Regions from separate parts of the Homo sapiens genome. Here region 2 is linked to region 1. A link is a loop called in an ENCODE intact Hi-C map of the cell type or tissue named here. Cell type or tissue: PC-3. All regions are shown on one strand. Each heading gives the region's core, and the rest is flanking DNA. Links, peaks and the distances in the headings are about the cores only. Region 1 overlaps RBMS3 (RNA binding motif single stranded interacting protein 3). Region 2 overlaps RBMS3 (RNA binding motif single stranded interacting protein 3).

Region 1 (15,570 bases), core at 4,575-12,574:
GCATGGGAAAGTGATATCTTTTTGGTTGCTAATAATATTCTGTTTCTTGGTTATTCTTGTGTATTCAGCTTGTGGACATCGTTGTGTTGATCATTCATGGTATATTGTTGTTTGTTTATTATCTTACTGCATTTTAGTAAAAAGTAAAAATCAAAACCCAAAACAAACAGGAAACAAATCAACCATAAGACAAGAGGGGCGGGAGATCATGGCAGCAGGCAAAGAGGCAGAGCTATGCATATATCTCACAGCCACTGTCTTATGCTCATTAGACTTGTTTCAGGTGTTTTAGAGGCCAGACCTTGTTACATTTTCTAGTAGCAATAGTTTGTCTTAGAAATATTTGTTTGATGCAACCTACCTATTGGTGTGACTATTTTGATACCGTCTACTTGTTGGGATAAACATGCTTTATCAACTCGAGGTCTAAAGAAGATTCTGCCCCTAGTTCTTCAATCTGGTTTTCAGTTCACAATGTATAGTAGTCTTCTCAAATTGTTAACACTTGCCCCCTTCCATCAGTAGCTGCCTTTAGATTATATGCTGATATGTAGGAAGTCCTAAGAAGGTAGAGCGTGTCTGGTGATTGGATGATAAAATAGGATTATCATTCAAAATCGTGGGTGAATTTAGCTCAACCAGCAGCTATGTTTCTGTGTTCTCTTGTTCTTGTGGCCTGGAAGCTGGTGGCTTCAAGCCTGGCATTTGTGTCCTCCAGAATCTGAGCAGCATTGCAAAGTAGCTAAGTGTCACCTTGGTTCTACCATTGCCTCCTTTCATCTTCTTAGATATTAATCTTGTCTTTAACTCTCAGGAGTTACCCTCATAAAAACATCTTTAAAGAGAAACATCAGAACTAAACAGTTAAAATTATGCATAACACTTGATTGATGATAATTTTTAGAGCATTTACACATGATATATATATTGCCTGTTTTATCATAATCATTCTGAGAAATAAAAGATATGTATTTTGAGACATAAAAAACCTGACATTCAGAAAGGAAGAAAAAATATTTTGCAGATGGTATACCTAAAGTCAAAATCCAAGCTCTTTTCACTGCTTGCCTGGTATTTTTTCTAATATTTTGTTATCTATCTCTAAGAATAAAGTTATAATGGTGAAATGCCAGGTAATAGAAAAGTTATTTTGGGCAAACAATTCATTCCTTCAAGCCATATGAATAGATTCAGCATTATTAGGAGGAAAATCATTGGCTTTTGTACTTAGCTGATCCTGTGTGTGGATTTTGCCTGTACCATGAAAACATGGCCAAGTCCTATAACTTTGAAAAGTTATGTCCAACTTAGAATGGCATATTCCACTCTCCTTGCTGTCAAAAGAATTAAATGTCCCAGATCACTTGGGAAAAAGATAACAGACACTCTGTTAAGGGGCTGAACTAGGGAGTAAGCAGCAGCAAGGGTTAAACATATTGCCCACAAAACTCTCTGATCTTATTTCACACCAAAATGTCACAAACTGGTACTTACTAGAATACAATACCTTACAAACAAGAATGCCTACTCTCTTTTGGCATCATTAAATTATTTATGGAGGGTCCATTTGCTAGAAACTGTTCAATGAATGAGTCAATGAAAAGTTAAACCTATCTATTTGGTAGACAAGTACTTTCCTTCTAGAGTAAATCAGACAGACTCAAATACAGAAAAGATTGAAACAGCAAGTTATTTCTGGAACAGAAAATGTGAATTGTGTTGAGTTTTGTCACTAAGGTGATTAGAATAAGTGTCCAATGCCCTTCTTCTACAGAAATCACAAATCCCAGGCCAAGTGAGGCAATCTATTAAAAAAAAATGCTGATTAAAAACAAACAAGTAAGAACACACACACACAAACAACTGCCTTCCCCATTGGCATTTCCCAAAGTCATTTCAGAAGAAATTTTTGAAGCCAGGGGTTGAGAATTTGAATGTATTTTTAAAGCACTCTCTAGCCCTTCCTAAGTATAGGTCCATGGGTAGGTTGCCCAACTCTCCAAGCCCCATCTGGGAAATGGGGACAATTTTCCAATCCCTGTCTCAGAGCACTCTTGTGAAAGTTGTATGAACTCAAGTATGTGAGGGCACTTGGTGCAGCTCTTGGCACAGAGTGAGTGCCCAGTTAATAGTGATTCTTTCTCTTAACAGCCTTATCTCACATTACTGGTTTTGTGTAGGAATAGAGAACCTGGGATTTGGGTTTGGAATCCACTAGAGACTAATACAGCAGCGCCACCTGGTGACCATTTTACCACAATAGTAACCTAACAACGTCCTAAAGATCATGGGTGAGAAAGCTATCTCCCTTTGTTTCTAAAGATTTAAATAAAAATACAGTCTCTTGATATATTAGAGAGACTTTTATCATTATTGAAAGTGTCACTCCTTAAAAAAATCCAGAAATAATCAAATTCTCAGAGATTAAGTTTGAGCTATATTTTCATTGTACTGCCTTTGGAAAGCAGCAGTTAAATGTTATCTTCATCAGCATCAATTAAAAAAGGCATAATGGAACATAAACCTTGTTAGAACTATTGAGAATTGACAATTCACTCTGTTCTTCTTGGAGAAAATAAATTATTAGACAGTAAAAAAATGCATAGATATGAGATCAGAAAATCATGATTATTTTATGTACGAGGGTCACATAATAAATGTAGTTTGTTTCTTCATTTCCTAGTCTTCATTCTGCTGTGTTCATACCTTGTAACCTAGGGTTCTTCACCAGAAACCTCTAGGTACATTTTAGGAAATGCCAAAATGTCTTGCAATTTGAAGCAAAATTTTTGTGCATATTGGGTGGTGGTGCAGTACTATTATTTTTTAATCCTAAACAAATAAACAAAAAAGAATTTCTATCAAAAGAAAGCTTTGATAGAACATGGGTGTGGTGTTCTGAATGTTTATGTCTCCCAAAAATTCATATGTTGAAATACCCCTAAGGTGATGGTATTAAAAAGTGGGGGCTTTTTGACATGATTAGCTCATGAGGACTCTGCCCTCATAAAAGGAATTAGTGCCCTTATGGAAAAGGCCTGTGAGAACTTGTTTGCCCCTTCAGCCTTGTAAAGACACATAGAAAGCACAATCTATGAGGAACAGGCCCTCACCAGACCCCAAAACTGGTGCCTTGATCTTGGACTTTCCAGCTTCCAAAACTGTGAGCAATGAATTTCCGTTGTTTATAAATTACCCAATCCAAGACATTTTGTTACAACAGCCCAAACAGAACAAAGGCAGTGGGTAAAACTAAGTTCAAGATCTTTGTTCCAGGCCGGACACAGTGGCTCACGCCTGTAATCCCAGCACTTTGGGAGGCCGAGGCGGGTGAATCACAAGGTCAGGAGATCGAGACCATCCTAACACGGTGAAACCCCGTCTTTACTAAAAAATACAAAAAATTAGCCGGGCGTGGTGGCAGGCGCCTGTAGGAGAATGGCGTGATCCCGGGAGGCGGAGCTCGCAGTGAGCCAAGATCGCGCCACTGCACTCCAGCCTGGGCGACAGAGCGAGACTCCGTCTCAAAAAAAAAAATCTTTGTTCCACACTTACTTTCTTAAACTATCCAATAAATCCATTCTTCCAGTTTTCTCGTCTAGTTTTCTCTTCTGCCAGTACAATGTGAACTGATGTTCAGAAAGGGAAATGGTATATACACAACATATTCTTAGAGCCTGGGCACCGGTTGGAGAGCTTTCTCCACAGCCTCCCCTGGGTGCATGTATTCTAAAGCAAGAAGATGCCATGTGGGAAATCACCTTGATGTAGTGGTAGCTTCCAACTACACTGTTATGCAGATTATACTAGAAGTCATAGAACAGAAAGACTCACAGACCAATAAAGATGCTAGAAGCACGGGGCTTATTAAATCAATTTTAAATACACAGAAAAGAAACAAGGTGAAAGTCATGGGGTAGGTTGACTCATTGAGGTTAAAGTGCGAGAGGGGTGGAAGCACACTAGCTGAATGTTCTGCAATGTTGGTATATATACTCCTTTTCCCTCTGCCACATCATCCTTCTCCAGTGATGGTGTGTTATACCAGAGTTGGGTTTTGAGCAATGAAAGAGGGAGCCAGTGGAGCATTCTTACTCCCTCCAAGACAATCAGGGGCAAACCACTGAAATTCACCAATTAGGTTGATGAGCTGCTGTGGGTACCAGAATGGAAGGCAACAAAGAGTGAGCAAATTAAGACCTAATGAATAGTGAATGCTTAATTTTCTCATATATATATATATATCTAGTGTATCACATATAGTGTTTTCTTGGTCTTTCTTTCCCTTTCTATTTTTGTTCACACTCACATGCTGTACTTAGCTTTTCTGTCTTAAGGGTCGCTTTGTTGTTTAACACATCATAGGAATTTCATGTATCCCTTTGTTTTCCTGTCTTCTACAGTAGAATGGAATATTTTTGAACAACACAGCAAATGACTATTACAGAACAGGATATTACTGGCTCTTAAATATGAGCTCCAAGCTAGCTTGGATTACTCTGGTCTGGAAAAATAGGTTTTCTTTTTATTTGCTTAGCACAGTCTTCTGTAACTTGAGGAATGGACACTTCTGATTTTGGTTGACCTGGATTTAATCCTTGCAGGGATACAAACCATAGGTGTCAAATATAACTGGCCTTCATCCAAGATTCATCAAGTAGTTGGTAGCTGTTAGGCATGTTTGGAGACAGGAGTTCTGTGGTCTCTAAATCCCTAAACTTGAGAATGAGGAAGATTGTGGGAGTCCCTGGGAAGACCTAAATGGTCCTCTCTTTCTAAATTCCCACAAACAGTGGCTTTCTCAGGTCCCCTTGGCATGTATTGAATATTCTCTCCTCTGTCATTTTTTGTTAGCTGAGATGATTATTTAAAAAATTCCAGCACTGTTCCAGATTAAAGGTGGGCACCACTCCTTCCTATCAGCCCTCCTCCCACAACCAGTCTCTGGATGAGTGCAGAAAAACACAACAGCCCTATTCAATTGATTTTATTTTCATTTTTTATTGAAAGCTTCATCAAAGAAAACAGAAGTTTAAACCTAACATCCACTGATCTACAGAAAGCCCAAGGGATGGGGGAGATGGTTGCTAATTTGACTGTGGTACAGATGAAGAAATTAAAAATAAAACCAGAAACACCTTAGAATTACAGAACTTTCCATGACAGTCAGAGACAGCAGTACAAAAATGCTCTTAAATAAAGTTCAAAATTGAATGATGTTTCAGAAGTTCCATGAAGTTGAATATGGACTGAAACAAGGGTTTTAAAAGAAGCTGTGTCCCTTTTTTTTTTTATAGAGACTGAATATCTCATAGCAGATACTACTACATATATTTTTTTAAATTAAGATTCCATTTTTCTTCTTCTTCTTTTGAAATAAATGGAAGCATTTGTGTCCAGAATAGAGAAAACTTTTTCAAATATCTTTTTGAAATAATTTTTACAGTTCCTGAAAAGCATGGAATAACTTATTTTTTTATATATGAAGAGATAACATATTTGAGGGAGGAGGAAAAAACATCTTTCTCAATAATCTTAGACCAGAGGGTTTGAAACAAAATATAACATTAAAGTTACACTTTGGACATTGTTTAAATTTGATGTGATCATAAAAATAATCCACGGGGGTGTCAAAGTCATTCGGCCTTAATAAGTAACGCAGTCAAAATGTAATGAAAACAATGCAATAGTTTTGGTCAAAGAAAGATTTAAAAATATGAATATGACTGTACCAAGAGCTACCGTTATACTCTCATTGCAGAAGTCGTGTTGATCCGTGCTACTGGTTCAAATTTAGTGGAGTGAAGGAAACAAAAATAGCTTTCTTTTGAGGGAAGCTGAATTCTTTGCTATGATTTTTTTCCCATATATTCTGCAAGAATTTAGCCAACTCTCAATTATTTGTGGTAGATAAGAAAAGACATTATAGATAATCAAAATTTATGACATATAATGTACTGATATTAATTTTACCAATGATTTCAAACCCCCTTAAGAAATTAATACTTTATAAGAAATAAAATAATCAAATTTTATTTCCAATTGTTTGTTCCACCCTCAGGTGACATGCTAATAAAAGGAAACAGAGCCCAAGCCCTACACGCTGAAAAGAAAAAACAAAACACACCCACAAAGTAGATAATTAGCCCTTCAAAAATTGAGAGTGATTGTATTTATGCACAATTTAGAAATTGGGGCAGTAGTAAGAAAAGCTCAAGTATGACTCAGTGGCCTAGTGGTTCTTCCTGCAGATCCAAGCTTGACTGCACCTCTACTTCAGCTTTAAAGCTTTCTAAGTGGAAGAAAATTTTCTTGATATATTATTTTCCCTCACAAAAATAAACAGAAATGAATATTGAAAGCCATTCATCCCTTTTTTGCTATAGAGAGTATCTATATGTTAGAGTATAAAGCCAATGATAAAAGAAATTAATCTGGGGTGAACTCTTGTCTCTCACATCATAAAAGGTCTTTGGGGCCAGTTGGGGATTTAGTGTTTAGTTTTTGTACTTTCCTGAATGCTATGTAATCCGCAAAGGACAGCCATGACCAAGAGCATTTGGATTAAAGGACCAATTTCATACTTAAGAATGTTTGGTAAGAAATGTTAAACTTGAGTCAGACCCAACTGTCTTCCAATGCCACAGTGGATGTCATTTGTAAAACAAATTGATTCATTAATGAAATCCCATTATCACTTGCCACAGGAAGGGTAGAGTGTACAGAATCAATGAGCCTGTTTAAATTCTGTCAATCCCTCAGATTGAAGTGAGAGGCTGTCAGTCCCAGTAAGCTCAAAATTTTGAAGCATGCCAGCTACAATAACATGAAAGACAAAATCTCATCCTTCACTTTTTACTGAAGACAAAGTAATATAGATCAAGGTTCTATGACAGGTTTAAGCTTTATTATAGTGTGTGATTCCTCAAATGTGCTGAATGTTGTTATACACGTACATAAACATTGTCCCTTTACTTGATTTCAAATCATATAAAAAAACATTTATTAGTGAAACCCACTTGAGAATTTCTGCTTATCAGCTCATCTGCAGTGGTTCATGCACTCAAATTAAGAATGAAAATGAATTGCCAAATGTATTTTAATCTCCTATTAACATCATAATGTCTAGACAGCCTATTGAAACTTCTCCTCAGTCGTGAAGATGACTGCAAGAGTCCTAATTAAATCAAATTTCACTTTTCATTAATAGGGGTTTTAGGCCACTGTAAAAAAAAATAGGTATTTAGCAAATATCCCAATTATTTAAATAAAGAGGTTTTTTTGGGAAAAAAAAATTACTTTTTTGGAGTCATGCATAAATTGAAAGTACTTTTAAAGCACTTTGCAAGGGGTCCAAAGATGTATTTTTAGGCATAGTAAAATAAAGTGAAATTCCTGCTTTAAACAGCCTTCTTCAGTTCTCAGCCTTATATTTCTAATGAGAGTGCTTTTAACACCATGCAGTTTTTCATTAGAAGGGGGTGGAAGTGAGTCATATGCTTTCAAATGTGACAGATCTGCTAAGGTCACAGGAGGAAGTAATTCAAGTGAAATTTGGAGGTAACATTCTGAAATGTTGAAATCTACCAAGGAAACAAACTAATCCTCGCAAAACTAGAGTCAGGTAGAGGACTGTTTTAAAAGAGTATTATGACATTTGCAATATTCAAGACATGTCAGCATTCAAGGACAAACTGTCATCAGCACCTGCCAGTATGACCTTCAGTTCACTTGGGCTCATTACGTTGTCTTTAGAAGACATGGCCATGTATTGGGGAGCTCCAAGTTACCATGAACACTTTGCCTCCCTTGACAATACCATACCATTATTAAAAGAAAACTCACTGTTGCACTGACCATGAAACTAGAGTTTAGACGAGACAGTGTTTCTCTCATTTGGATTGTGGCTTTAGTTTGTTTCCTGATGTTTAAGCTAAGTCTTGGCTATTAAAGTCAAAAGGAAAAATGGAAACATCCAAATAAATGCTTGAAAATCTGGTGGACCAGAATGCACAGAAAATTAACTTCAACTTAAAGAAAAAAAAAAAGATTATAGTCCTAGTTAGGATGGGCGACAGAGCGAGACTCCGTCTCAAACAAACAAACAAACAAATCACTACAATATATTTTGTTGATTAAATTTGAATTCTGTTGTCTGTATATATTGAAAACTTATTTTGGTTTATTACCACACAATGTAATGCTGCTTACCTGTTGATGCTTTTTTTTCTCTCCCAGACTTGGCTCTTCAAAACAAGTCTTAGGTAAGACAACAGACAAAGCAGGGCAAATTTGAGTATGTGCCGTTGTTTTCCTTCTATTTTTTTTCTTTTTGGTTTGAAAACATACATTTTATAGAATGGCATGATATAAACTATCCAAACACAAAACACACATGAACACATCAAATGACAGGTCATTTCCTTTTGCAGAAACTGGCTTAAAAAATTGATATTGAAATTTCATAGTTGAAAAAAATATTTCTGAATGTACAAATAAAGCAGCAGTTTTGAATAGAAACAGGAAGTTACCTAGGCACATTCATTAGCCACATGGTAGCTACCTCTTAGCCTCATTGTTGATTGTGTGAATGAGACTTTCTTTGTATCACATTAATACATGTTTTTGGTTATTTTTTCACAAAAATGAAAGAAAGTATGTTGGTTTCATATTCAAATGAATTATGCCCAGGATAATCCTTATTTATACAAAAAGAGTTTAGAGAGTGAAAAAGAGAAACAGAAAATATGGTTCTCATACATGTCTTTTTGTACCCCAAAAAACTTTGGGGCCCACTTTTCAAAGATAAAAACTTAAGTGCCACCTTTATAATGCATGGGAAGCTGAAGGATGGAACAAAAGACAGTATAAATCTAGCATTTTCTCTAAAGCATGAAAAACCATAATGGTGAGTGTGACCAGTTGGAATTTCTCTATAACGCACACTACATTTTCTTGGATACACTTTTGTCTCCAATGTGACCATAAATATATGGAGTCATTCTCTGATTTGGGCTTCCAGTGCATGGGGTTGCAAATAAGAGAACCAGAGTTTACAGAAATAGTAGAATATTGACAATTTCACATGAGTCAACCTTATTACTCATGTTGACCTAATGGGAATATGATTTACCTTTAAAACTTTTTAGTTTTTAAAAAGCCTACCCTGTTTTATAGTACACTTAAATACATTTCCCTGCTTCTTTTGGACTAAGACAGGCTCCTGTGACTGACTTAGTTTTTGAAAAGAGTTTCACCTATTTGATTCAAAGGATTCATTCAGAAAGCAATCTAGTGAATGGTTCACTTAACAAATTCTATTCCATTGTCCTTAATTTCAGGTAAAACTGTAAAGGTTGAACACATATCATCTCATGAATTAAAAATGTAGATATATTTTACAGGTGGGTCAATTTAATTCATTTTAGACAAAGTTTTGCATTGTTCTAAATGCAAGTATTCCTCCTTGGCTTAAATGATTGATCAAACCTAATTCTTTTGGTTCTTATTGATATAAATCATACTGTTCCTTGATTGTCAACTAGCATTTTAAGGACTTCCCTAAATTCCACCAATAGAATTCTCAATCTTATTGGTCCTACATGCCTCAAAGAATTAAACTGAAAGAAAAAGTTCTTTCGGCAACACCAATATACAAAAATACAGTGAAAACAGGCAAAAAGATGATACCCCCTCCCCATTTGCAAAACCAAGGTGACTATTCATGGTAGGTGATGACAAAGACAGAGGTGTAAAGACAAAACCCAGAGGTGTTGTAATTTAGAGGGAAGACTATTGTTCAAATACAATGAGACCTTTCCAGGAGACCACTCACCATTTCACAGAATATCCCTAAGCTTTTTTGACAAATGACCTTTCAGACCAGGTCCAGAAAGTGTCTTTAGCTGAAATTTCATATAAAGAATATTCCACCTGTTAAATAAGCATCTTGGTTTACTAGTGGCCATCAATACAGGTTTCACTATTCAAGACAGCTAGTGAGAAACCAGAAAAGCTCACAGAATTTAAAGCCACTTGGCTCTATGAATCAGTTCATATCCAGAACTCTTCATGCTGAAACTGCTAAACACAGCAGGTACAAGCTTCTGCTATCAATGAATACACATTTAAAGAAAAGAGAGACAACTCCCCCCACCCTCTTTTTTTTTTTGCACTATGTAAAACACCAGTGGAAGGTAGTTTAAACAAACAACAAAGAAAGAACTGGTCCGGCCATGTCGGTCAAATAAATTTTTTTTTTTTTAAAAAGAAAAGAAACGAAAACAACCTCTATCTTCTGGACTGTAATAGGGTGTCACTTCATCTTTGGTATAAAATAGGCCATCCATAGGCTGAATTTGATCACAACTAGGAAAGACTACAGAAATTGTCAACAATTTCTCTATCTATTGCTTTTTTTTTGTTTTTTTTTTTGCACTTTTTGACCATAAGCTCCTATCTACTTAAGTTTTTTTTTTTAATGCTCTTAAGCTAGGTTTTGCAATGTGACAAGCAAAGCTGACTAAAAACTTTGTAAAGCTCATAAAAAAGACTGCAGATAAAAAGCACTAATGCTTTTGCTAGCGATCACGCTTTGTAAATTAAAAAAATCTGCATTCTGCCCCCCAAACACGCATTATTTCTAATGCAGTTGTTTTTAAACCAACCTTAATAACTTTACTGTAAAATGTTTTAGCCTTTTAGAATGATTCATGTCAACACTTAAGACAAAGTTCATGAAAAGTCCCAGCATTTTTCCAATTCTTGCAGTTGCCATGGTTTATCAACAAATTTTCTTCAAATGAAGAAAAACATTTTCATTTAAACTGTACAGTTTTTTCTTCACCCTAAAAACTCATAGTCTTAAACTTCTGTGCCAGTGAAAGCCGGCACAGTATTTCAATTCTTTCTTGATTTTTGTTTTCAACAAGACGTTGACAGCTTGCCTCGAGAGCCTTTGACGTCCTTAAAATTAAGGCAATTAAGATTCAAGATAAACCTTACCTACATATTTCTAAGAAAAAATAAAATAAAAAACCCACTAGATTAAAACAAGAAGGGAAAAAGAGAAAGTAGCTTAATTATTGAGGAAGACAATTTGTTTCCATTTCTATTGCCCACCTCTTGACATCAGGTTTTCTGTTAAAAAAAAAAAAAAAGTATCTACACCTTCAGAAAAATTCTGAATTCAATTCAAATGTTCTTCCACATAAAATATCAACCTTCAATGTTTTGTTTTTTGTAGTTTTTTTTTCCTCTTCTGGAAATTTTTTCTTTAATTAAAAAAATGATGGCAAAAATAAATTGTCAGACCACATGAAGACCATTTGCACAGCACATAAAAACTTTGCTTTCATTGGGTAAGGTATAACACTAAAAAAAAAACAACAACAACAACAAAAAAATGCATTCCATTGACGTCTGTGCAAACTGGAAGCCAACTTCTTGTTCAATGAAGTTTCTTCATTCAAGGCAAAGATTCAGACAGACATTCTTCAGTCCTGTTTATGGTCTGTGAAAACAATTGAATAAGAGTGGTCATTAAATTAAAGTAACTTTGAAATCACCTTCTGTGCCCTTTTCCAATGAGGCAGCTTTAAAAGATACCAAGCTTTCAATGTAACATAGTCACAAAAGCATCATAAAATCATACTGAGTCTATGAGATTGTCAAATTCTGCCACTTTCATTTAAATACAGATTTGGGCCAGAGAGTTTGTTTACATTAAAAATCAAGGGTAATAGCTTATGTTATAGCTCCTTACAGATCCTTTGAGTAATTCTGTTCCTTCAAAACTACTATAGGAATCATCACTAATTCCAGCAACAAATATGAGATTCTTTACTATGCACCCAAAATAACTGGGTTGTATGTTATCTCATGGTATTCATCACGTACATTTACATAAGGCTTATTGCCTGAGGAAATAAGTGAGACAGTTAAGAGGCCAATGCAGTTTTATTCTCTTTTCCTCTTCCCCTTCTCTACTTTCTTGTTCATTCCCCCTGTCAAGATTATAAATTTGTGAGAGCAGGAACTATATTTTACTTCTACCCTTTACCCTTTAGGCAGAGTGGTATATACACAATAGGTGTTTAACTAGAAAAATATCATTTTACTATATGCCACTTTGCTTAGCTCATGTCAAATAAAGACTTCTGCTACTGCCCCTTCTATGTTGCAAGGTTAACCTTCCAGCAGGATGACTTTACTCTTAGCTTTTTTGCCCACAGATTAGAAGTTTGTAAAATAACTTCAGAGTGGTGCTATAGAAAGAAGGACCTCTATATTATCTCTGTAAGTTACATTTAGCTGAAGGCCTCTTTGCTCAGGGTATTGGATGCCAGCAAAAAGTTATGCAAGTTCTTCTGATGCACAGTTGCTTAATTTAGTAAATTTGACTCAGTGTTACTATGTATAGTTTTACAGATTGTTTACTATATAAGATGTATGATTGAGGGAGTGGGGGCTAAATTTCAGCCCATCGTCTGCTCCCCAAGGTATGTACCCTGCAGGAAAGCTGTAACCCCAATTCACAGTGTTTTAAACTGTGTATTGTTTAGCTTGAGATGGCCTGGAAAGGACATAGTTTCCTGATTTGCAAAAAGCCATCATGTGAGCCAGCTACGGCAATTAGGAACCTGATTAATTTCTTCCTAAAATCATGTGAGGAAAGCAACTAGTTGAGAGATCGAATATTCAATTTTTATCAATAGGTTAAGTCCCTAAAAATATATTACTGTGTTATATGAGAAAGTGAGATATCTTCTAAGAAGTAAAGCAATTACAATTTTCATACAGTAGCAACAATAAGAAAAAATTTTATTAGTGGTAGTCATGGGAACCATGGTTTATATTTTAACTGTCTCTAGCTTTGCAAACTATAGACTTACTCCATTTATGTCTAAAAATCTATATTACTAAGGGAACAATTTTTTTTCTTGGTTATATAGTTGTGTGTGTATGTGTGTGTGTGTTGGGGGAGAGTCTGTTCTTTGTTCTCACTCCCATCTTCTACTCTGGTATTATTGTGTACTGAACCAAAAATGCCTAAAACACCATGAATCTCTTTAGCAGCTGCTCAGTGAATGATGTCTTATTCAGTGGACTACAGTGCATAGAATACCTGACCCATCAAGCTCAAGTACTTGATATTCACTGGTCTCAAAAGCATTGATATATTTATGAGCTAGGCTGGAACTACTTTAGGTTTTATAACTGTACACAAATGTTTCCAATAGCCCTCTCCCATAATTTGCTTGGTCTTTAAAATGGTCCCATTGCCACATGAAAACAAATGATGGCAAATAGATGGTAGTACTTTACAACTTCATATTTGCTGGCTGAAGTTTGAAGTAAAAAGGATCTTGCCATTTCAAAGAACTGAATTCACTCCTGCCGATCTCCTCTGTCCTAGAATAAATGTGAATGTGCACATTTACATAATACTTATGGATTGCACTGAAATTCCTAAAAACAGAAGGGTTTTAATTTTTTTTAGGCTGGGATCTTTGGCAACAAGAACATTTTAAGTTGGACATTTTAGAAATAAAATAAATAAATAAAATAAATAATAAAATAAGAAATAAAATAAAAAGAAATAACTTGAAAACAGGAATTCATGTGAAGAAATAATGAGTATGGAAATCAATTGCAAACGGTAAAACAGTGCACATACAATGTATTATTACAATATATTATAATACATAGAATGTTGTATTACTCACAAATGTGAAGGACATAATTTGCTCATCATTGATATACTGACAATGTATAGAAATTTGGTATTCATGGCAGTTCAGTTAGCCAGAGAAGATTTGAAGTATAAAAAGAACTTGCAATACCAGGGTTGAGATGAGGGCCTTCTAAAGTCAGAGTAAATATGGTAGAGTAGGAATTTCACTGAATTTAAGAATACAGAGTCATTTTGAATCCTCTCCTCACTCCTCCACCCTCAAAAAAAAGGCACAGTGAATATATTGGAACGTAACAAACGATAATCTTAGAAATCTATTTTAGAGGAGGAGGAAGTCTCAGAGATAGCCAAATGAAGCAATATTTTCCAGAATAATTCCTGACAGACTAGCTTCATGTAATGCTATGTAAAAAGTGGGATTCTGTGATCCAGAGTGTGGAAAAATGTCACAGTATATTCCCTCTACTGGATTACTCACAGGTAAACTTAAAGAAGTGGTTAGGGAACCCATAAAGAAAGCCATGAATATTTAAAAAAATTGTCCTTGAAAGAATTACATAGGTATCTAAATTACAAATTGTAGATGAAACTGTTAGACTTCTTTAATAATTTAATTTTTCTTTTCTTTTTTTTATTATACTTTAAGTTCTGGGATACATATGCAGAACGTGCAGGTTTGTTACATAGGTATACACACATGCCATGGTGATTTGCTGTACCCATCAACCCATCAACTACATTAGGTATTTATCCTAATATTATCCCTTCCTTAGTCCCCCACTCCCTGACAGGCCCCAGTATGTGATGCGCCCACCCCCGATGTCCATGTTCTCACTGTTCAACTCCCACTTATGAGTGAGAATATGCAGTGTTTGGTTTTCTGTTCTTGTGTTAGTTTGCTGAGAATGATGGTTTCCAGTTTCATCCATGTCCCTACAAAGGACATGAACTCATCCTTTTTATGACTGCATGGTATTCCATGGTGTATATATGCCACATTTTCTTTATCAAGTCTATCATTAATGGGCATTTGGGTTGGTTCCAACTCTTTGCTATTGTGAACAGTGCCACAGTAAACATTCGTGGGCATGTGTCTTTATAGTAGAATGATTTATAATCCTTTGGGTATATACCCAGTAATGGGATTGCTGGGTCAAATGGTATTTCTGGTTCTAGATCCTTGAGGAATCACCACACTGTCTTCCACAATGGTTGAACTAATTTACACTCCCACCAACAGTGTAAAAGTATTCCTATTTCTCCATATCCTCTCCAGCATCTGTTGTTTCCTGACTTTTTAATGATTGCCATTCTAACTGGCATGAAATGGTATCTCATTGTGGTTTTGATTTGCATTTCTCTGATAATCAGTGGTGATGAGCTTTTTTTCATGTTTGTTGGCTGCATAAATGTCTTCTTTTGAGAAGTGTCTGTTCATATCCTTTGTTTACTTTTTGATGGGGTTGTTTTTTTCTTGTAAATTTGTTCAAGTTCTTTGTAGATTCTGGATATTAGACCTTTGTCAGATGGGTAGATTGCAAACATTTTCTCCCATTCTGTACGTTGCCTGTTCACCCTGATGATAGTTTCTTTTGCTGTGCAGAAGTTCTTTAGTTTAATTAGATCCCATTTGTCTAGTTTGGCTTCTTTTTGCTGTTGCTTTTGGTGTTTTAGGCATGAAGTCTTTGCCCATGCCTATGTCCTGATTTTCTTCTAGGGTTTTTATGGTTTTAGGTCTTTTTTTAAATTATTATTTTATTATTATTATACTTTAAGTTTTAGGGTACAGGTGCACAATGTGCAGGTTTGTTACATATGTACACATGTGCCATGTTGGTGTGCTGCACCCATTAACTCATCATTTAGCATTAGGT
Region 2 (15,570 bases), core at 4,191-12,190, 94 kb after region 1:
AGACCCAACAAATATTAATATCCAATGGCCTCGGTATAAGACCTTCCTTTTAAAATGTATTTTTTACACGGCACCCCCAAATGTACACAATTCAAACTTAATTAAAAATATTAAAGCTTCACTGGTTTATAATCATATCTGAGGTTTTTTTTTTTTTTTTTTTGAGACCACGTGCCACCACACCTGGCTAATTTTTTGTATTTTTAGTAGAGACGGGGTTTCGCCATGTTAGCCAGGATGGTCTCGATCTCCTGACCTCGAGATCTGCCTGCCTCCACCTTCCAAAGTGCTGGGATTACAGGCATCAGCCACCATGACCTGCCTATCTGAGGTATTTAAGTTAACTATTTTATGTATATTCATTAGGGACTTTAACGAATCAGGAAATTAGTTGTCAAAGTTAAAAAAAATTATATTCCAAGGATATATCCAAATATGAAATGATGATTTCACCCCATCCTAGTGACACAGCTATAGTGTGAACTCACATGGTTAAATCATCTATTTAGGACATTGTTTTTTGGATGAAAGTAGTAGTATGCAAAAATTTCAGAAAAACAGAAAACTTTTTATTTACCTGTGGCTTTGGAAAACAACAATAAAATGCAGTGCTTAGTTTGGCATTCTTTTAAACCTTTACATTGTGAAGAACAGTAATCATACTTTCCAATTTACTCATACTACAAAATTACTAGTAGTCAAAGAATAAATGAACTTCCCAGTTTTTCAGTTTATAGACACAAGAGGAGTAGGAAATTTGCTGGTCAATTTCAAATTTCAAAACTTACCAGCAAAAGTGAATGACAATTCACATTTCATTTTATTTGGTCTCAGTCACCTTTCTTGATCTGGTTTGATTATAACCCCATGTGGCTAATTTTCAGCATGTCTGTGAGGATCTTGCTTCTTATTACTGCCATGCATGACCTTTCCCTTGAGTCAGACCTGCGGTAAATAGTCATGCGACAATTTTTTCCTAAGTACGTTAAAAAAAAAGTAGAGAGATCAATAAGGGAACAACTGGCTTTTCTAAAGAGTTCTGGAGTTACTACTCTAAAATCATATTATATCTACCAAATTATTTCATAATTATTTTCCTTAAAATCTGGGTGTAGGAAGAAGCAAAGAGATGATTATGTGAACAATGTGGGAGCAAAGTTTGTGAATGAAGTGACAGAAAAGTTGACAATGTACAATGCTGAAAGCAGCAGGAGCAGCTGCTTCAGGCAGTGACAGCATTATGCAGCCAGGGCTGCATAATTTTACAGGGAAATGGAATCCGCAGCTAGAATTCCTGCCCCTTGAATGTAGTTCAAGGCAGGATTCCCTAGGCCTACACCATGAAGGCATCCCAAGTATTAAAACAAAAATTGTCCAAGATAGAGAGGTGATTAAACACATGTATGTTTTGGTTATAATTACAAAGAGACAGGGATTTACACTGAAAATATAGAGGGACAGCTGACAAAAATTGAAACTGGGATTAGCAAATGGAGCAATGATTGACTTCACAAAGTTCACATGAAGCGAGTGTATACACACCTATATATGAGATAGATGTGAGGTCTGCATGCATTGAAATTCCACAGCTCGAACAGCTGCATTTCTCCTCCAGGAAAGCTTAATTTCTCTACTTTCTTTTATGAGAAATTCTTTTTCTGGCTCTTCATTTTACCTGTCCATCTCTGACTTCCTGGAAGAGATGCTGTATTCCCCCATGCCATGGATGGATAATTCAATATTGATATTATTTTTCAATGGGAATGGTCTTTTTCTTTCATTTAGTGAGTCAGTAGCTGGTCAGTAAAGCTCTCTGGATTTGTTTCTGTAGTATTATAAGGTCTGTGTTTGGCAAATTATTCTCAATGCCATTACATAAATGCAGGATTATAAGCAAAATTTCCTAAGTAGTTTTAAAATTTAATCAGGAAAAACTCTTTAAAAGAGTAGGAAATGTTCCACCTTTATTAAAAATTGTTTTCTCATTTTAAAAATAATTCAAGCATATATAAAAAGAAAAAAGATAAAGCTTTTTGCTTGTTTTTATAACTTTTTAGTTTTACAAGTAGATAATATCTAATATAAGGAAAATGACAAAATATTATTACTTTAGAAGAAACTATTCAATTTGGGTTTGATTCAGAGTTCTTTGATCTTTTAGACTTAATATGTAGGGTTTTGAAAAAAAGTCTCATCTTAAAAAATTAAATAAAAATGTTGTATAATGCTCAAAATTAATTATATGCTGCAACAATAAACTATCTTACGTGTAGAAATTGAAAAGAATGTTAGCATATAGTTTTAGATACTTACATAGAATTTTCTCATAGTTATCTAATCTACTTTTTATAAAGTGCAAACAGTATCATTAATCTGATAACCTGAAATAGCGCTACAATATTTATAACATTAAGGTGGGTCTTATTCAGTGATTATGAACATTAAAAATAAGGCATATTTACCTCAGACATATCACCCAACATAACATAACTTTGAGACAAAAAGAATTAAATTACGGTACATTTGGATGCATGTGCCTGTCAGATCAAAGGTTTTAACTAACCTTAGGACACAAAGAATTAAATTATGATAGTATTTGGATGAACAAGTCTGTCAAAATCAAAGCTTTTAGCTAAATCATAAAACTCCTTTCCACTTAAGATATAATGATAGGATTGCTAAAATATTAAAAAATATCTTACTTCATATGCTAATGTGATTGGCATTAAAGGACATAGATAACATACTAATATTTTGTCTTTCATATACAGAAGAATCCAATAATAATTTTTTATTAATCTGCCAACTTGATTTACTCTAGGTTAAATTATATAACCTGACATATCAAAATTTAATGAAAAAAATCAAGCCAGATATAATGAAATAGAGTTGGTGTTAACTGAATTGAAACATACCTGTCCCAGCTCTGCCACCAACTTGTGTGATATTAGTGATGACAATTAACCTCTCTGAGCTTCACTTCCTTCATCCATAAATACATTATCCTGTTATATTCAGGTTAATCTTTTGTGATAGTATATACAATATTATATAATTGCCTCATGAAAATGCAGAGTGAAGGACTTCTCTGTAATCTGAATAAGGAGGACATTATTCCAAAGCATAGAAGACTCCAAACCTAAAAGACCAATGAACTTCTTGCTGATGCCTGGAATTTTCTAGAAGGTTCACAAACGTTTTGTTACAAAGTAATAGGAAAAATATTGCACACACTTAAGTCTACTGATAACTTCATTTACCCCAAGATGCTAATAACCAGATCAAATTTTTCAGGAGAGGTTTTGGGAGAAGCATCCACTATTAGTTTAGTGGGAGTTGACGGTTGTTTTCTGCCTCCCATGACCCTCTCTAAGAGAATCCCACCAAATGCATGCACACACACACACATGCATGAGATTAGAGTCCCATGAATCTTTCTTTAATAGAATGTATGGCCAGTTTAATTTCTTATTCCTTAAAATACTGATTTGATTTCTCTCTTCCCCAATACACTGGAAGTTTCATAAAGACAGGGACTATACATAATTTATACTGCATTAAATCTCTGAATATGGTGCAGCACATATCTGGTACATAGTGGGTTCTCTTTAAATGTTGTTTAAATGAAAAAGCAAAAGAGAGAAAGAATGACCTTTTGGAACATCTAAGCGTCTTGAAGGAAGGACATCGCCAAGTGGGAAGAAAAGATGTTGAAAATAATGGCTGGGGTTCTAAAAGACAAATTACACCTGCTTGCTATTTTTACCAAAATCTGGCTCCAAATATTTAACATCATTTGCCATAGCATTTTTAGTTTTTAAATTATTTTTCCCCTGCTGGAAGATACATTCCATGAAGAGAGGATCTTTTTTTGGTTTGGTTTTGTATTCTAACTGAATATAGAATGGCAGTGCCTGGCACATAGCAGACACCCAAAAAATGTATGTTGAATGAATAGAGGAATGAATGACTCTGGTTTCGTTTTTCCAATAAGTCACTAACTATAGAGCAATTTAACATTTTCAGTGTTAAGGGAAAAACACTGGCAAATAATATGAACTTTTTCATTGCTGTCATTCTTCCAAGGTCCAGGCAACAGAAATGTTCTTGATTCTGCTAAAAACATTTCAGGAATTAATTAATTACATGATAATTATAATTTGCAGCCTTTAAAATTCTTTCAGAGGATTTTTAAATACCTTGAGATTAATAAAATTTAAAACAAGTTTTTCTTCCCCTAAGGAATCTTTAATTTTCAAATACACATACATTTTTTTCTGGAAATACAATCCACATGTTTCGTATTCTCTTATAACATATATTTTTCTGGAAATACAACCCACATATTTTTGGTTCTCCTTTACTTTCAGTATTCCATCACAATATTGGCTAGACTGATGTGATAATTAAGAGCCTGCTTTAGGACAAATATGTGCTTCCCCTGAACAGCCAATAGGTAAGTTTTCATGATAATTAACAGCCTGCTTTAGGACAAATATGTCCTTCCCCTGAACAGTCAATAAGTAAGTTTTCTAAAAAAAGCAATACAAGGAATATCTAGCTGATTTCAGATTGGCTCAAAATCCTAGTTCTAATGACTTTTAACAATTCAAAATGGGGGAAAAAGCATATGCTCTTTAATGGATATTCACTGGAGATTATTAAACTTAACAAATTAAAGAAGAGAAGATACACTTTAAGCAATAATATGAGGTAATTTAGTAATTGTCTAATAAATTGAATCTGTATAGCACCAAAAGTAAATGGAGAGGGGGAAAGAGAGAAAGATTTATCAGAGAGAGTACAGGGATATGAGGAAAAGTAGAAGGGCTTTCCTCCTTGCATAATTTTGGCTCTGCTAGGAAACCAATGCTGTAACAATTTATTTCATTTTCTAGGACAGTTATAAGATGAAATTGTGTTAGCCAGAACATTTCTCATCATATGCCTGACCATGTGTAATAGAAATGGACAGGATCAAATGGTTGGACCATTCTGATTTACATGGGACTGTCTACATAACTTCATAAGCAAGGGTGATTGCAGTAACAGAGCTGCCTTGCTGAATCTTTACAAATCAGAAATACAGGGAACATATCCTAGTCCATCTCAAGAGAAAAGACTAAAGCTACATGCTTTTGCATTAGAAGTTTTTTCCAGATGCAGAATTACGTTTCTTGCTTCTTTTCTTTGTTAGAATTACAAAAGTGAAAAAGTGACAAATTCCTTGATACTGGTTCAGATGTCAGTAATTAGATAGCACAGATTAAAGGTTTATATTTGAAATGTTTAATCCTTTTGTATCACAGGTAATATTCCACTAAAAGGACCTCCTGCTGATTGTCTGTCAATGAATCCTCACTCTTGACAATTTCGGTTTGAACTTTGTATTTAGAAAAAGACATGAAGGAAAGTTAAATCTTTGAGCCACAATCCAATTTGTAAACATTTGTCTGGAGATACGGGCATACTGTTACGGATTCTTAAGAAACTTACTTTAAACTTCTGCTCTTTAAAATGTCAAATAGAACAGAGAAGAAAACACCAACAAAAAGCATGTATAACATATTCAGGGCATGGAAAAACCCCACAGGAAAACATGATGGTCTTCAGTAATTTAGCTCTCACATCCCCCTATGTAGCTTTTTCAAGTTGGCCATTGGAAACACATTGGAATTAGTGAGTCACTCTGAGCTCATACTTCTATGATCAGTAAAACTGGTTCTCATTACCAGCATCAACCAGAACGTTAGAGAAAAACACGGTTTAAAGCCCCAAAGGCCAAAGATGGGATTATCCAGCAAAGCCTGAAATAATCTATTCTTGTCAATAAAGTAAAAGAAATGGATTTTTTTTTTTTTAGGAACACTCTATTCTAAAAGCAGTGGGAACCCTCCAGTGATAATAGTGTAGGGTTTATAAATCCCTGCATTCACAATGACTTAACAATGAGACAGATATATCTAAACAACAAGATAAATAAACGGTGGACTTTTAAATTTTTCTTATAGGCTTGGCAAAGGTTTATTGCTTTCTTGGTTTTTACTAGGCAGAGGCTTGTTGCTGTGCTTTTCCAATTTTGTTGTTCTTCCACTAGCTGGGCTAGTGGCTATGGAAGAAATACAATTTAATAAAAAAAAGTTTCCTGAAATGTTTGCAAAATGGAAATGAAACAGCTTTTCATGGATACACAGGACAATTTCTGAAACCTTTACATCAACTGCTAGACTTCATTGGGGGCTCCTAAGATTTCTTCTAATTTGAAGTATCTCTATTTTCCTAACTTATCACTGTGGTCAGTTCCCTAAGAGGAAACATCAAGTGCATATACATTTGATTAATTCAAAAAGACATATGTAATACAATACATAATTAGCCATAACAGTATAGGTATAAGAAAAAGCATAATTGGGTTGCTAAACAATCTTGCTTGTAAGGGGCATATGCAAGCATTTAATTTAGTACATATAAGACTAGTAAATTTAAGGTAACCTCAGCGTATGCACAACACTAGCTATTGCATAGATCAAGCATGGTAATTACTATGAAAAGTGAGCGAATTGCTAGAAATCTCATCTATTCTCTCCAGCAGGAATAAATGACTCATAAGTTTATTACTACCCTTCTTGGGTGGCAAACCTGTATTTGGAGGTACATATTGAAAATCTTTATCTGGCCTTGAAAAGTCAACATGCCCAAAAGGAACTATATATCCCTGATCCTCAACTTATGCCTTCTCTTACACATCCTAATTCAGTTTAAGGACCCCACTTTCTACCTAGCCACCTAGGCTGAAATTTCCTGAGTCAGTTTTGACCCATGCATCCACCATATTCTCTTCCTTACTAATTAATACCACAAATCTCAACAGTGTTCAGTCTTTAAATGTAACTCTGAATAACCTCATATAAACACACATTTGTATTATATGTATATGTCAGTCTTTTGGTTAAATAATATCTATAATGGAGGTCAGCTTTCAGCATATATGGACAGTAATGTGTATGTAGTATCCATCAATCATTCATCAGTTCATGCCATGTATAATATAAACACTTCCTTGAAATAAATTTCATATATGCATCTCAGAAAGTTAGATTATTTTGGAGTGTGATATCAGAATCTGAGTATTTAGACATGTATCATGTAACACAAACTTGGAAGCATAATGATTTTTTCAGTATTGATTGAAAATACTTAGAGATACAAGACAAGATAAAAGCCTTTATCGGAAAGTAAGAATTGATTTTTAATATACAACATTGTTATGCAGAAATGGTTCTAATGTGTATTGATTAAGAACCGTTTAAGAATAACTCTTTGATAAAAGGTTTCTCTTCTCAATAGAAGTTTTAAGGTTATTATTCAGAACCCAAGTTGATAATTAGCTTGATTTTCTCTATGCTAAATAAGAAAATAAAGCCAAGAGCACAATGTTCTTTTTAACATAGATGAGGACTAATCCTCTTTCTTGGAATTTGCTTTCAGTTTTCTCAGCTTGTTTCTACTATTTCTCCTCAGTTATGTGCAATGAAATTATACTTATGTTAAGTGATATAAAAGGGAACAAGTACCACCCTAATTTGTAAAATATTATGCATAAACAGTGTGACGCCAACTGAACTATTTGTATGCCTTCCTAGGTCAGCAAGAAGATGTTTTCTCTGCTGATGATATAGTTTTTCTGTCATTTCTCAAGTGCAGATTTCAGAGTCTGCTGAACATATTGAGTAATTATTGTAAGATAGAATGGTTTGATATCAGCTTTATCTGATGCCAAATCATCAATTTATGCAGATACTTTTAAATTCTCATGGTCCACATCAAATAGTTCTATTCTATCAGTTCCGTTTGCTGCCACGGAGTACATTTTACACCTGATTCATCTTGGCAAGTGCATCAGAGTCTAGTACTGTTAAAATCATGAGTACTTTATGAGCCACCTAGTGATGATAGCCAAGAGGTCTTATGCCTGCCCTCAATATTTTAGATGAAATTTGCCTCTCAAGCACTCAACAGCACAGAACTACTAGATCCCAACTGTGTACATGCTTGGGCTCCTGTGAGAGCTTTGAAGACATTTATTAAGGAAAATTCTGGCACAAACTGAACAATCTTGCCATCTTTTCCATGAGAGGTAAAATAGCCTGTACCTAGGTGAAACTATAAATCAGATGGTATAAATTTAATAACATCCTGGCTCAGACTAAATAAACACCAAATAAGCCACATGTCAGCCAATTGGATTTACTGAGTCATTCTTATATCAAGATAGGTTATAAGAAACTTACATACCTGAAGAATATTAATGTAGTTGCCCTATACATTTCTTCAGAAAATTGAAAGTTAACATGTGCTTGGCTTTTATTGAGAGTTAATAAAAGAAATGTCCACAAGAAAATGTTTCTCTCTACAGATGTAACTGCCAATTAAGACACTACGCTGAATAACACAGTTGTTTCAGCTGATATAAACAAATCTGCAACTGAAAAGGAATTAGAATACTACATTATGAACATAAGAGAAATTTTCCTAAATTGTTTTTAACACACCTCCTTACTGACAATGACAATATTTAATGATCAAACTTACAAAGACAAATTTAATATTAGCATCATTTTCCCTAATAAGTTGGGTTTGATTTCAGAGAAGATGCACGTCTTTAATTTTCTCAGAAACCTTTGTCAGTATCCTTGTCTAACGGCACCTGGAAGCTTGTGTCTTAATATTTGCCAATGCAGAAATAGTCTATAAAGTGTAACTTATTATCAAATATTTATTTAGAACAAAATAGAACGGGAGAAATATTGCGAACTATATGGAATAAACTCTCAAATAATAAAATTATACTGTAGTTGGGAAAGAAGAACTAGTGTCATGTCCCAGGATATCTATTACCTATATTCTGTCTGTCTGACCACCCATCCATCCATTCATCCATCCGCATCCCTGCATCCATCCTTCCCTCCATCCATTCATTCATCATCTATCCACCCATTCTATCATCTATTTATCTATCTATCTATCTATCTAGCTATTATGTATGTGTTTCTCCATTTTTCTATCATGTGAATATAACCTGATGAACTTGTTTTACTTGTATGATTAATAAATTATCTCTGAAAATTATTCCCAAAGAATAAATTTTTAAAATGTCCTAGTCTAAGATGGCATCAATGGAAAAGGCCTCCCAAAGTAATTTCATCACATAGAAAAAAGAAACTCATGTAGACATATAAGTTCTGGTATTTTTTCTTAGAATCTCTATCATCTTACTTTATTGTTTGAATAACTTAGCAACGAAGCATTTGTTGACAGTCAAATGATGAGACACTACGCATTCTTGGGGTTCTGAGGGGAGTAGAAATCTCACTTTCACCTGGGGTATTCAGATAATTAGGACTAATTAGCCTTGTGCAGAGGCTATAATGATTACTTTATGATACCCAAGTAATATCAATAACATTCTCTGCATATTACACTCAACTCTGAGTGGAGAACTTGTGAAAGGGCACATCGGATATTGGTGAGGAGGCTTTGCCTAGAAATGCAAACGGAACTCTAGGAGAAGATGCCATGTTTAATGGAATATAGGACAACAGCCCTAATCATGATTAAGTGATACCTTCTGTGGCAGAACTGTTGAAGGGCACACAAATGTCATGCATATGCCCCAGTGTTAGAGGCACCTGGTAGCCTGTAAAAATACCTTGCTTTCTCTTAGATGTTCACCAGCTGCAGCACATGGTGAATAGGACCAAAACCCTGCCTACAATCTACTGATCACTTTGCTCAGAGCACCCTTCCTGCCTGACACCCAACACTTGTTGGTCTAAAAAACTCCTTTTAGTTTTCAAAACCAAGTTCAGGAGTTACCTCCTCTGTGAAGCCTTGTTCTTATTCCTCTACTCCCTCCACAGTGAGTAACTTCCTCCTCTTTACTGCTTATAGACTTTGCACATACCTTAACTGTTAACCATAGATGAACATATTAGAATTATTTGTTTTCTGACAGAGTCTTATTGGGAGGGAAACCAATTGTTCTAAAACAGGGAGAAAAATGTACGTTTAATTCCTATCTTTGGTAAGCTTCTTCTTAGGCAGTAGAAAAGTTTAAAGGCATTTTACTTGTATTTGTGTTATCATTTTGAAAAATCTAACTCTAAACTCCATAATTCTTTAAGCAAACCTGATTAATCCGTACACGCCATACACAAACACACACATGAAAATTATATACATATACGTATACATATATATGTATATGTATAGTTTTTCCCTTTCTCTCCATTAACCACTTCCCTCCCTCCTACACCCTAATTGGTTGACCTATAAAACTCAAGCCTCATGCTAATCAACACCATTAACCATGATCCTAAATTGCAGACATAGCACCTAGGTAGAAATAACTAGGTTCTCTAGAACTAATCTAGCAAAGTCAAAATTCAGAGTAAAATAAAGTATCCCAATGACATACTGAGCAGTAAGAAATCAAAAATAATATCTTTTGATTTACATTTGAGATGTACTCTTCACATTTGAGAATACTCTCAATATGTGAACCCGTTTCTGATCATCTATTTAATGAATACCCAAATACTTCACATAAGTGTTAAAAGTTTTAAATATGTTTGGACATTTTGTTCCAATGTGCTATGAAAGAACAAATAGTTCCATGGTCTATCTGTACTCTCATCCTAAATCCTTCAGTGATTTCCACGAGTAGTTTCTGTTACCCTGGTAACATTTATAAAGTAAATGATCTACCCTACCTCTATATGATTGTCGCCCTGGTAACTTGCTGTTTTCTAGAAAGTCTGACAAGGACTTTATTTTAGCTGCATATTTTCTTTCTTTAGGAAATAAGAATTTAATAGATTGGATATTTAACATTATTTCTATTTGAATTATATTTAATATGTTAAATAGCTATTAAGGAAGTAACATCATCTACATCTTTATGAAGGAACTGGCAAAGCTGTGATACTCTGCTTTACTAATGATGAAGTAATGAAGAAATTCTAAATACTATCCAAGGACACACTGGAGATCATGTATGATTGAAATTTTTCTTCTTAGCAGCTGTCAATTGTGTCATGTCCAGAATGCTGTGCCTGCTGTTCTAAAAAGTGATACATTATGTCTTGAGCTAGTCTTTCATTTTAAAGGTTGTTAGTAAAATAACAGAAAACCACATGCAGAAAGGTAGGCCACATGCACACATACCACACACATGCCCCGCATACTCCCACAGTAACAGAGCTAGAATACTTCAGTTGGGACAATTTTTACGTTACTGGGTATAGAAACAGTGGCCATCTATTAATAGATGCATCCCTATGTACTCTGGAGATGTGTTGGTGCCTAGCACTTGGCAGCTTCCAACCACCATTATCTGAGAATTTAAAAAATGTATTAAAGCATATTTTTTGTATTTCAAAAGATTCTAGACTCACCACTGCCCCTAGACACTCCTGTGCTTAGGAGGCAGGGATCTCAGACAGCAGGAAGCCTTCAGGAACTCTACTTGGAAGATAAACATTACCTCCAAAATTATTTAGGAATATAAAATGACTTTATATACAAAGACTTTGCACAATGGCATTTCATAATGTAGCAGAATTTATTTTTTTCTATTTATAATTGATTCATACATTACTCCACTGCATATTATTACTTTTACGCACACATCAGTGACATAACTTACTCTTTCTGTTTTACATTTTTCAAAGTAAACTTAAATTCTGAACAATAGTACTGGGATTGTCAAGCTAATAAAAAATGTGTAGGAAAGTCTGCCAGATTTGACTGCGTGAAAGTTGTACTTCAATACGTAGCAATTTAACTTTCCAACCAAATATTTCCCTCGTTCTCTAATATAAACATTTCACTTAAGGCAGGCTATTTGCTCCCCCCGTAGTCCCCTTTGAAATAACTTGAGACTCTCCTCCCATACTTTTTGTGTATTATTTTCACTTAAAATGTTCTCTTTTTTCATTTTAGCCCCACAAACATCACCCATCCTTTAAGGTCATCTTTATGTCATTGTTCTTCTCTGTCCTTAACTGTTCACAGAGGCTTCTTTATTTTTTAGGTTATATAATTACTAAAATTTTGACAAATTTTCAACTGTACCTTTTCAATTAAATTATCCTGAGCATATAATGTTTTTCTACAATTATATTTCAAGTCTTGAGGACAAATTATTTCTTATTTTCTCTCCTCCATTTCCAATAATATCTAGAAAAATATCATGCACATATTTGATGCTCAAGAATATTTGTTTTTATTATTTGTTGATTTTTTTCATTGAACCCAAGTTTCTCAATGTTATAAGACGAGGAGTCAATGATTGGTATAGCTAAGGGCTAAGGGAAAGAAAGACTGAATCAAGCGAGCATGTGAGGAAAATATTCCTCAAGTTTTATGACAATCAAGGGCATTAAAAACTCTATACATTCTTAAAAATTACAAATTATTGATTTACAACTTGCTCATACCTAAAAATTCCTTATTAGGCAGTTGGCAACTGATTATTTTTACTTTGTACTACATTTAACTTAAGAACTATATGGCCTATGATCTAATTATCAACAACTAGTCATGGAGCAAAAGATAATGCTAATTTTGTTAAGACCGTGGCATTTCACAATCCAATTGATTTGATCATTCAGCAACATGACTATCAACTATGCAACAGTCAGAGTTCTTCATGATCATGATCATACATGGTATTAACAAATTCTGTTTGTTTGTTTTTTTTTTTGAGACAAGGTCTTGTTTTGTTGCTCAGGCTGGAGTACAGTGGTGTGATCTTGGCTTACTGTAGCCTTGAGCTTCTATCCTCAAACAATCCTCCCACCTCAGCTTCCCAAGTAGCTGGGACTATAGGCATGCACCACCATGCCTGGCTAATTTTTTTGTATTTTTTGTAGGGACAAGGTTTTGCCATGTTGCCCCAGGCTGGTCTCAAACTCCCGAGTTCAAGCAATCTGCCTGCCTTGGCCTCTCCAAGTGCTGGGGTTACAGGCTTGAGTCACCACACCGGGCCAACCTTAACAAATTCTTAAATAGATTATAAAGTTTTAGCCTCCTGAGAACATGTCTGACTGGAGTAATAGATTATTTTTTAAACTGGATTTGGTAAAATAAATGCATCTCTTCCCCAAAACTAAGATAGTCTTGGGTATGAAGATTTTATAATCTCCAAAAAGAGATTTTTTTAATGCTATTTAAAATTGTTTCTGCAATTAGAGAAAAAGGAATTATTCCAAATTAACTTTATAAAGCCTTTGTTAATTGAATATTCAAACCTGACAAAAATAGCTTACTAATTTTATTAATAAAAACTGATGCCAAGATAATAAACTATTCACAAGTATAATCCGGAAGTATATTTTTAACAGGGATATATCATAACCAAATGGAGTTGATGGCAGAATGATTCTACCTTAGGAAAATATTAAAAATTATGATACAATTAATTACAAATATATTAATACAATAAAATTGGCAAAAGGAAAATAATATCAATAGTTTCAAAAAAACTTTGATTAAGTTCAACATCTACACCTAAATTAAAAAATAATTCATAGTGGCATATCCATTATGATAAGAAATAAGTCAAAGGATACATTCCAAAGCCATTTGGCCAGAAAATGAATTATGAAATATAAAGATTTAAAATCAGGTGGAAAATTATATTATTTTTGATGACCTGGAAAAGCTGAGAATGAATTAAATATTCGATTGAAAACAATGAGGGAATTCAGAAAGATAGCTGGTTACAAAAATTGTTTCATATATGAGATAGAAGAAAAGGCTAAACAGCATCATGAAGAATCAACCAAACATTTTGCAAGAGTGGGATACATGGCAGGACAGCTAACCATGAACAGGAAGGGAAAAAAGACTGCCAGATTAAAAGAGCCTTAAATGACCCAATAACCAAATATAATATGTGGTCACTGATTGCTTCCTGGATTGGGTAAACCAGTGTAAATAACATTTTTGCTCAATTGGGAAAATTTGATGAGAGATGATAAAAAATTTCTCAACTGGGAAAAATGGAAAATATTCACTGAAAATAGCACATATTGTGTGATGTCATTTGACTGATATCATTTTGGTAAATGGTATATACACATACATATGATATATATAATGGGTATATTGTATGCATGCATGTTTGTAGATGTAGATAAGTTGGTAGATATTGATATAAATACAGAAAAACATCTGGAAACATGTAACATTAGATATTAACTGTACTAATCTTTGGGTAAGAGGAAATGGGTATTTTATATGCATATTTTAACTTATGTATATATTCTAAATTTCAGCAATACTTTTGAACAATTAATAGATTTTTAAAATTAAATGAATAAAATTAGTATATACATTTTTATACACCAAAGTGATCAATGAGAAAATATAATAAAATTTTTATAATTGCAATGCCGAAGAATATTTATTTCATGTGTTACAAAACTTACACATTAGAAATAAGTGTTGTGTCCTCATGAATGGATTAATGTCAGCTGTGTCCTCATGAATGGATTAATGTTGCCATGGAATTAGATTTGTGGGAATAGCTTTGTTAGAAAAGGAAGCTCTCTCTGGCTCTCTTGTTTTTGCCTTCTTGCCAGGTGATGTCTTCTGCCATGTTATGACATAACAAGATGGCCCTCACCAGCTGCCTGTATCAAGCTCTTGGACTTTCCATCCTCCAGAATTGTGAGCTATATAGACTTATTTTCTTTATAAATTACACAGTCTGTGCTACTTTGTTATAGCCACAGCAAAAAACTAAAACATATAATAACAAAAATACTAAGATGCCAGGAAAACATTAAGCAATGTATAGAATACATATGGCGGAAACCTGATACTCTATTAAGTGATCCAAAATACATAAAAGAATTCTTGGGTAGACGAAAAGTTCTTTTTCTTGTATAGAAAAATTCAATGTTGTAAATATGTCATATTCTTAAATTTCCCATAAGTCAATATATAATTTGAAATTTTAGTACATTTTTAACTTCATAAAATGCATTAAAGTTCATCTGAAAATGTAAAATAGCTAGAAAAATTTTTGAGAAACAATGAAAAAAATATTGTGGACATTTCCTATCAGTTTATAAGGCAAGTTTCCCCAACATGTGGCCCACTGGCTGCATGCAGCCCACAACGGCTTTGAATGTGACCCCACACAAATTCACGATCTTTCTTAAAATATTATAAGACTTATTTATTTATTTTAGCTCATCAGCTATCATTAGTTTTAGTGTATGTTATGTGTGGCCTAAGACAATTTTTCTTCCAATGTGGCCCAGGGAAGCCAAAATATTGGACACCTCTGATTAAGGTATTGTCAGTTATAGTAGTCAAAATAGAGCAATGCTCAAAGGAAATAGAGAAGCAGGACAGAAGAGCATTTGGAAAACAGATACAAAGATAAAAAGATTTTATTATGTGATAAATATTGGCATAAAATTTATGCCAGAGGACGAAATATAGAGGGTTTCTTTGGTAAAATTTGTTATGGCAATTGGTTCCATGTTTGGGGGA

What was found. A loop is a pair of places that touch in the nucleus more often than their neighbours do. Peaks named below come from ENCODE experiments on the same cell type or tissue, not always from the same donor. Only the 100,000 strongest peaks of a DNase experiment are listed, where the experiment ranks them.
Region 2: it touches region 1 in a loop (4-fold over the local background); 1 of 110 quality-filtered maps calls a loop at or near these places.

The regions. Positions count from the first base shown.
Region 1 is chr3:29,999,798-30,015,367 of GRCh38, reverse strand. RBMS3 (RNA binding motif single stranded interacting protein 3) reads right to left here. Exons shown (of 15, transcript NM_001003793.3): 15 at 4,982-11,512. The coding sequence ends at 11,506. Among named protein-coding and RNA genes, the nearest start is that of RBMS3-AS1, 73 kb to the right of the region's middle. In PC-3, for the core only: no CTCF peak of the experiment used is centred there; a DNase peak (open chromatin) is centred at 9,017; H3K27ac peaks cover 1,107 bases.
Region 2 is chr3:29,905,447-29,921,016 of GRCh38, reverse strand. All of the region lies in intron 10 of RBMS3 (RNA binding motif single stranded interacting protein 3), which reads right to left. Among named protein-coding and RNA genes, the nearest start is that of RBMS3-AS1, 21 kb to the left of the region's middle. In PC-3, for the core only: a CTCF peak has its summit at 7,964; DNase peaks (open chromatin) are centred at 5,676 and 8,036; H3K4me3 peaks cover 1,376 bases; H3K27ac peaks cover 4,122 bases.